2 separate regions of the Homo sapiens genome follow, and region 2 is linked to region 1. The links are chromatin loops, found by intact Hi-C in ENCODE. Cell type or tissue: PC-3. All regions are shown on one strand. Links, peaks and the distances in the headings refer to the core of each region. The heading gives the core; the rest is flanking DNA.

Region 1 (4,408 bases), core at 227-4,226:
AATGTCCCAGGACTTTTTATTTTAGATTATTTTTTAAAGTAGATACTGTATTTTATGGAATGTCTTCTAAACTTTTATTGAAAAATTTATGACATACTGTTTTTGTTTAATGTGATGAATTATGTCAGTACTTTGTGTTTGCTTTTTACAAATCTTGTTTTTAGGAATAAGGACAACTGGATCCTATTTGAAAGCGCTTTTTAAAAATATTTTGTTTCCTAAGATTGTATTTAGGAATTTTGCATCTCTATGATGCAAGTATGAGTGTTTAAAAAAATTTGGGGGGCTTTTAATCACATTAGATTTTAGAATTTTTAAATTTTAAATACTTTATGAGGAAGTAATAAACCCTCCTTTTCTATGTTTTAGAATATTTTATAGAAAAGAAGTTACTCTTTGAATATTTTGAATAACTCTGAAGTCAGTATGACTAGGCCAAATAAAATACATATTTAGCAAAATATATCAGATTCCTGAATGCCATTGTGACATTTAATTGAACAGAAGTCATTTGTTCTTTTTAGATAATTTTTAGGTAGTTTTTCTTAGTTCATCTCTGCCATGAAGCTGTAGCTTAAACCGTCTCAAAACAGAGTCTACAGCATAGAGAAAATTCTTAAAGTTTTTACTTAGTCATTTATTTTTGATGAATTTTTAAAAATCTCTTTTATACAAAAAGAACTGTTTAATTTCCTGATTCCAAACAAGAATTAAGTAGAGATGTTAGGAAGATCCCACTTTGTTATTTACTTTTGGTAAGCATAACAAAGGGGTACTCTTGTAGTCAAAAAATAACATATTTTTTGTCTTCTTTCCCCTCTTCTTTCTCCCTCCCCCACCCCATATACAAACTTGTCATTACATTTCTGAGATCAACCCTTTGAGATGCTGAGTTTGTACATACCTGTTATATATTTTGCAGTTGACAAATTACAATTTGAACCTCCTCTGAGAAAAGAAACAGAAGCACGAGATGAAATGGTAAGAATTCATTTTTAAAGCATTATTTTCACATTAAGATTTGAGAAAACTTTTTTTTTGTTAGTTGTACTTTGATTAGAAAACAAAGTAATATACTCTTTTAAGCATTAATTTTGACAATTTTTCCCGTATTAAAGTTTTTAAAAGTTTATAGTTAGTTTTATTTTTACTAGAGTACGATGTAATACACTATTTCAATCATTCATTTTAACCTCCTTAGTCTTTTGAAGGTTTTACATGATGTTATTAAATACGCAGAATTTGATTCTCAGCTTTAAGCTCTTAGGACCTTTTTTTTTTTAACTGATTCTGTTTGTTTTATAGTAAATTCTACATTCTGTATTGCCTTACTATTTTTTAAATATATTTTATTTGTTAATATAGTTTCTTTTTTAACCATTGCTGCTATTTTGAATTTACTATCTAGTTACCTCTTTCCTTATCTAAAATGAAAAAAGTGGCCGGGCCCAGTGGCCAACTCCTGTAATCTCAGTACTATGGGAGGCTGAGGCAGACAGATCACCTGAGGTCAGGAGTTCCAGACCAGCCTGGCCAACATGGCAGAACCCTGTCTTTACTAAAAATACAAAAATCAGCCAGGCGTGGTGGCATGTGCCTATAAACCCAGCTCCTCAGGAGGCTGAGGCAGGGAGAATTGCTTGAACCCAGGAGGTGGAGGTTGCAGTGAGCCAAGATCAAGCTACTGCACTCCATCCAGCCTGGGCGACAGAGTGTGAGACTCCATTTCAAAAATAAATAAATAAATAAAAAGAAAAAAGTAATGAAGCAAGATATTATTAGAGTTAGCCTAACCTAGCCTATTGAGTTCATCCTTAATGTTTGGAAGTAGTGCTCTTCTTACTGTAAATATGTTGCTGTATGATAAAACCCCAGTTTCCATGCTAAGAGGGAAAAGTAGTAGCACCAGTAAATTCATGACAGTTTAGTAATATGATATTTAGTTTTCCATGCTAATGGAGTGATGATGTAGATAATTCAGTTGTTTTCTTTTATTGTTTGCTTTGGAATATGCTCACATACTGATAAAGAAGGTTTGTCACATTTGAAGCTACCTTTAGTATGTTTATGGAATTTCTTAAGTTCAGGTCGACTGATAATGAGTCATTGACCTAAATATGTCAAATGACAAAGCAAATCTAGCTAGAGATTAAAAAATTGATTGAATGCCAAGATGATTAATAATCATGACACTGGAATGTTTTCTTGAATCAAATAAAATGGTTAATACCTGTTACAAAGTAACATTTTAAACTATATTTTTATCTTTACAGGGATTGTCATCAGACCCAAATTTCATGTTACAGTGGAATCCTTTTGTTGATGGTGCAAATACTGGCAAGTAAGTTGTTTTCTAATTTAATAACTATATTTTATTTGATTACATAAGAACAGTATGGGGCATGTGATTTATTCTAATAAGCTTTAATTTGCATTCTTGAAAAAGTTATGCCATTAATGAAGGTAAAGCTTTTGAGTTTTACCAAAAAGCATCATGTATTGATCATTAAGGTTTTTTATTTGTTTTTGTTTTTAATCAGAATATGCTATGTAATGATAATATACTGAAAGGTGAGTCACATGATGTCATGGGAAAAAATACTGTAACAGAGTTAAAAAGCCCCAGTTCATCTCTCCAATATAGTTACCTCTACAATTAAGTGAGGGGGCTGGCCTTCATGAGTTGTTCCTAACCTGTCTGTGTACTGCAATTGCCTACAGAGCTCTTTAGAAATGCAGATTCCTAGGTTCCCACATTAGGCCTATACATTTGGAGTTAACAAACTATGGCAGCCCACAAACTAAGAATAGTAAATACATTTTTAATGGTTGAAAAGAAATCAAAAGAATAATTATATTTTATTACACATGAAAATTACATGAAATTCAAATTTCAGTGTCATAAATAAGTTTGTTAGAATATAACTATGCTTATTAGTTTATGTATCGTACATGGCTGCTTTCACACTATAACAGCAGAGTTCCATAGTTACAACCACTGTATGCCTTGCAAAACCTGCAGTATTTACTCTCTGGCCCTTCATAGAAAAAGTTTGCCAACCTCTGGTATAGAATACAGTCTTTGGGACTGGATCTAAGAATCCTGAAAGCCGCCTAATTGATTGCAATGACTGTGGATAAGTGTGTGGGACCAGTGGACTAGATAAGTGCTTCTCAAACTTATTGACCTGGAGAGCTTATTAAAAGGAAGATTCTGTGCATTTAGAAAAGTTCCCAGATGATGCCAATTCTGCTGGTTTGAGGATCTACTTTGAGTAACAAAAGGTTTGATGATATACCCACTTGAATCTATGGGTCCCAACTCTAAAATTCTGAATCAGTTTTTTAACCAAGAAGTTAACTTAGTTTTTATTACATAAGAAATATAGCAAAGCATAACCATAAAAGTAAAATAAGACTTTGTGTCCACTTTTTAAAATCTTTATTTTATAGACATACAATTTGACAATATGAGTGAGGTCTTAGGTCTTCCTAAAGATTTTATACTCTGCATCGTGATCTGTCTTTTACATCCTCTGTATAGAAACTGATTTTAATACATATTTAATAGTATCTGTGTTTTCGGTTACGGTCATTTATCATCATCTAAATTGCATTTCTTCTTTGTATTAGATCAACCTCAAAACGTGCAATACCACCTCCCCTACCTCCTAAGGTGAGCTACTTAATGATTTTGAACACTAAATCCTTATTTAAATAATATAGTTAAATTTTTAAAATAATTTTGAGTTTTTTCAAAATTTTCTTAAATGTATTTTAGATGAATAGAGTTTTCTTCAAAAGAAGTGTATGATGGTGTAAAATATATAGTAAAGAAGATTTCATGAGGAATACAATATTTTTAATAGCTATTAGAAAAAGGCGGCCAGGCGTGGTTGGTGGCTCACGCATATAATCCCAGCACTTCGGGAGACAAAGGCAAGTGGATCACTTCAGATCAGGAGTTTGAGACCAGCCTGGCCAAGTGGTGAAACCCTCTCTACTAAAAATACAAAAATTAGCTGGGCATGGTGGCGTATGCTTGTAATCCCAGCTACTTGGGAAGCTGAGGCATGAGAATCGCTTGAACCCAGGAGGTGGAGGTTGCAGTGAGCTGAGATCGTGCCACTGCACTCCAGCCTGGGTGACAGAGCGAGACTCCATCTCAGTAAAAAAAGAAAGAAAGAAAAAGGCAAAAACAGGTTATTGCTTATTGAAGAAAATATTTGACTACATGGAGGGGAAACAGTTCATCATTTATCATTCTTATGACTACAATTTGACATATTAGTGGAGTCATTTTTCTTGATTGTTTCTAGTTGTTTTGTGGATTTTTATATAATTATATTAGTTATAAAAATTTTATCAGTTTTAAGGCTGATTAAAAATCACATGGCAAGTTGATAGT
Region 2 (4,408 bases), core at 297-4,296, 200 kb before region 1:
TGATACACCTGCCTCGGCCTCCCAAAGTGCTGGGATTACAGGTGTGAGCCACCGTGTCCGGCCGTAAAGATAACTTTAAGGTTCACTGGGAAACAAACAAATTCACGTAACTCGCTTTATTGCAATATTCACTTTATTGCAGTAATCTGGAACCAAACCTGAAATATCTCCAAAGTATGTCTAAGTGTTGCAAATTTTGATACTTGAATTCTGTCATTTCTTCTTTATTAGTTGGAATATTATAATTAAGGACTTTATCAATTATTTGGTTGCTGTTCATATAGGAAAGAAGGGTTGAATGCTAGATCTTTTCCTTTGTTTGCTATTTCAGAATGATGAATTGATACCCTAGCCACCTACAAAAGTAACCATGAACTCATGGATTTTTAACGCCAAGCTTTATTTGGATTTTATCATTTTTTTATTAATGTTTATTTTCTGTTCTAGGATTCATTCCAGAGTGTACTGCATTGCATTTCATTGTTGTATGTCTTTAGTCTTATTTAATCTATGCTAGTTTCTCAGTCTTTTGTTTTTTATGACCTTGACAGTTTTGAGGAGTACAGAATGTTTTGTAGATTGTACCTCAATTTCAATTCATTTTTTTTTCAATTTCTTTTTTTTTAGACGTCTCCCTCTGTCACCCAGGCTGGAGTGCAGTGGCACAATCTTGGCTCATTGCAACCTCCACCTCCCGGGTTCAAGCAGTTCTCCTGCCTCAGCCTCCTGAATAGCTGGGATCACTGCCACGTGCCACCACGCCTGGCTAATTTTTGTATATTCAGTAGAGATGGAGTTTCGCCATGTTGGCCAGGCAGGTCTTGAACTCTTGACCTCAGGTGATGCACCCGCCTTGGCCTCCCAAAGTGTTGGGATTATAGGCGTGAGCCACTGTGCCCAGCCTTTTTTTTCAATTTCAAAAGTCTGATGTTTTTCTCATGTTCCATATTATCATGTATTTTCCCTGACCCAGAAGCCGTTTCTCCAAGATGAGCTGGTTGATTTTAAGATTTTTATACTTAGTTTTAATTATTGGTGTGGTAATTCCTTTTGATGTTTAAATTGCTGCTGCTTTGGTGGCAGGAGCCCTTTCAATGTTGGTTCCTTTTTATTTCTCTTTGCTTTCTAATGTGACTAGATGTTCCAGGCTCATATTGTGCATTTTCTGCCTCAGTCCTGTACTCAACCATTCTAAGGATCCCTGGTTCCTTTCGATGGGGAAATAGTATTCAGGGATTGCACTCTTGTACTCATTGCTATTTGGTGGATTAATGCTTGTAGACCTTTTCAATGGACATATCTGGGAAATATGTTTTGTTGCTTTCTGGAAATAGAAATTCATTATGAGTTCATACTGTTGGCAGTTTAAGATTTCCAAGTTTTTACTTTTAGCTTTTTAAAAAAATGTTTAATTGTGATAAAATACACATAACAACATTTACCATCTTAACCATTTTTAAGTGTACAGTTTGTTGGCAGTAAGTACATTCACATTGAACTACCTTCTTTTTGCCTTAGGTTTTTATTTTTTTCTCATACTGAAAATCTTGGTTCCTGTTGACAATTATGTAACTATTCATTTGCTTTATCTGTAGCATAACTAGCTTTAAAAATAGTATCATCGACAATATGATTACTGAATAAAACAGAAGATTTCTTTGTAGTTTATTTTTTAAATTTAGGATATTTCCCGATGAGGAAGTACAATTTATTCTCTTTGGGCCGGGCACAGGGGCGCATGCCTGTAATCCTAGCACACTGGGAGGCTGTGATGGGAGGAATGCTTGAGTCTAAGGGTTTTGAGACCAGCCTGGGCAACATAGTGAGACCCTGTCTTTACAAAAAATAATAAAAGAAATTAGCCAGGCTTGGTGGTGCATGCCCATAGTCACACCTACTTGGGAGGCTGAGGTGGGAGGATTGCTTGAGCCCAGGAGGTTGAGACTGCAGTGAGCCGTAATTGTGCCACTGCACTCCAGCCTGGGTGACAGAGTGAGACCCTGTCTCAAAAATAAATAACAATAAATAAGTAATACATAAAATTCACTTTGAATTAATTTTTCTGAAGTATGCTTTAGCTGCTTCATGTACTCTTAGATTTGTTTACTTCATTTTGTTTTCACTTTTTAGGGATTGCTTTTTCTAAATTTTGATTTAATTTTGTTGTAAGTTACATAGGATATTTAAAAGGTTGCAAAATCAAAATGATAAAACAGAATGCATTTAGAAAATTAATTCTACCCCTGTCCTCTTCCACCCCATTTCCTTCCTCCCCCTGTAAATACCCAATTTTATTAATTTTTGTTACATATTTCATTGCAACACTTTATGAAAATAGATACAAATTACATATATATGTAAAATATGTATTCATATTATTCTCTTTCATATGTATTGTGTTAGGTTTCTGTAGCTGTAAAACACATTACTTCCAAACTCATTGGCATAAAACAATAAACATTTATTATCTCAGTTTCTGTGGTTCAGGATTTTGGAAGCGGCTTAGCCAGGTCATTCTGACTCAGGATCTCTCATGAAGTTGGAGTTCACACACGTCAGCTGGGGCTGCAGTTATCCGAAGCTTCGCTCTGGCTGAAAGATCCATTTCTTTCTTTCTTTTTTTTTTTTTGGAGACAGAGTCTCTCTCTGTTGCTCAGGCTTGAGTGCAGTGGCGCGCTCTCGGCTCACTGCATCCTCCATCTCCCAGGTTCAAGTGTTCTCCTGCCTCAGCCTCCTGAGTAGCTGGGACTACAGGCATGTGCCGCCACGCCCAGCTAATTATTTGTAATTTTAGTAGAGATAGGGTTTTGTCGTCTTGGCCCGGCTGGTCTCAAACTTCTGACATCAGGTGGTCCATCCACCTTGGCCTCCCAAAGTGCTGGGATTACAGGTGTGAGCCACTGCGCCCGGCCAAAAGATCCGCTTCTAAGTTCACTCACAAGGCTGTTAACAGGAGGCTTCAGTTCTGGCTGAAGGCCTCAATTCCTCACTCATGGGCTTCTCATGATATGGTATCTGGTTTCCCCCAGGGTGAGTGATGAGAGAGCAAGTACACTTGACCAAGGCAGAAGCTGCACGGTCTTTTATATCCTAATCTCAGAAGTCACACACCATCCTTTCTGCCATAAACTATTGGTCACACAGACAAGGGTGTGAATCCCAGGAGGACAGGGATAATTGGGGCCCAGGTTCACCTTACTGGCTGGCTACTACATATATGTATATATGGTGGTGTACTGTCCAGACTCTTTTTTCACATAATACATCCCGAATATTATTCCAGGGCAATAAATAGAAATCATCTTCATTCATGTTTACAGCTATATAATATAGTACTCTGTTCTGTGCGTGTAATAGTGTAATCATCCAGTTTGCTATTATTGGACATTTGGTTGATTTCTAGCCTTTTGCAACTATAGATGTTGCTGCAGTGACTAGCCTTATGCATATGCATTGTATGTTGTATTTAAATAAAAACAGTTTCTTAAACCACATGCCAATAACCCGTATTTATCCATACACTTACATATCCTTCTTTAGAATCTGAGTTTGAATTGAAGCATTTACCTTAATTTTAAAGTTTCTTCTAAATTACCTTTTGTCACTGGGGTCTGTTTCATTTGCCTTTCTTTAAAGGTAAACTTGATGTTTTCATTTTGCCTTAGTTTCCAGCCAACTGTAATTTTAAAAGCTCTTCAAAGTCAGCTGGGAACTTTTGACTAGTAGATGTTTTGCTCTGGCATGGTACTCCTTCACACCTCAATGGTCACCCAGTCTTTCTTATTTTGACCATTCTGAGATATTCTAAATTTGGCAGTTAGGGCCTTGGGTTGACTGGCAGTCTTCTGTTAACACACTAACTTTTCATTTAAATGCTGTATCCTTGTACCTTTCAGGCACAGGGATTCAAATTTATGTTAAAATTTTGTCTGGGGTGCAACTGTTACAAATAATGAGGATTAATAATAGTATGAACCACATACTGTCTTCCTAGGACTGTGTTAGAACATGCACCAGCAATGATAATACATCTGTATTTGCTGCCTAGTGGCTAACAGATTTACTCTCTTGATTATAAAAAACACCTTCGTTTCAGAACTAGTAAAATATGGGAGTGAAAGAGGCAAAATAAGTCCAAAAATCAAGGAAAATATTTATGCAGTTTCTGTCTCATTGATGTGTGTATCTCCTCCACTAATACTACACTGTCTTTATTACTGCAGCTTATTTATTTAACACTTACTATGTGCTTTATTCTGTAGACACTGTTCTAGAGACTGGAGATGTATCTGTGAACAAAACAAAGATTCCTGTCCTAAGAATCTTCTTTGTGGGATTCTTGTAGGTAAATAAACAAACTAAAATTACATAAGTTAAAAGGTTAAAGTGCTTTTTAAAAAAGTAAAAC

Evidence for each region. Peaks named below come from ENCODE experiments on the same cell type or tissue, not always from the same donor. Only the 100,000 strongest peaks of a DNase experiment are listed, where the experiment ranks them.
Region 2: a loop joins it to region 1, with 2.1 times the contacts of the local background. A loop is called at or near these places in 1 of 110 quality-filtered maps.

What each region holds. Positions count from the first base shown.
Region 1 is chr14:50,445,347-50,449,754 of GRCh38, reverse strand. MAP4K5 (mitogen-activated protein kinase kinase kinase kinase 5) reads left to right here. Exons shown (of 33, transcript NM_006575.6): 15 at 923-981; 16 at 2,274-2,341; 17 at 3,634-3,676. Among named protein-coding and RNA genes, the nearest start is that of CDKL1, 51 kb to the right of the region's middle. In PC-3, for the core only: no CTCF peak of the experiment used is centred there; a DNase peak (open chromatin) is centred at 2,074; H3K27ac peaks cover 1,502 bases.
Region 2 is chr14:50,649,244-50,653,651 of GRCh38, reverse strand. The region is part of intron 2 of SAV1 (salvador family WW domain containing protein 1); the gene reads left to right. Among named protein-coding and RNA genes, the nearest start is that of SAV1, 17 kb to the left of the region's middle. In PC-3, for the core only: no CTCF peak of the experiment used is centred there; a DNase peak (open chromatin) is centred at 2,531; H3K4me3 peaks cover 355 bases; H3K27ac peaks cover 1,671 bases.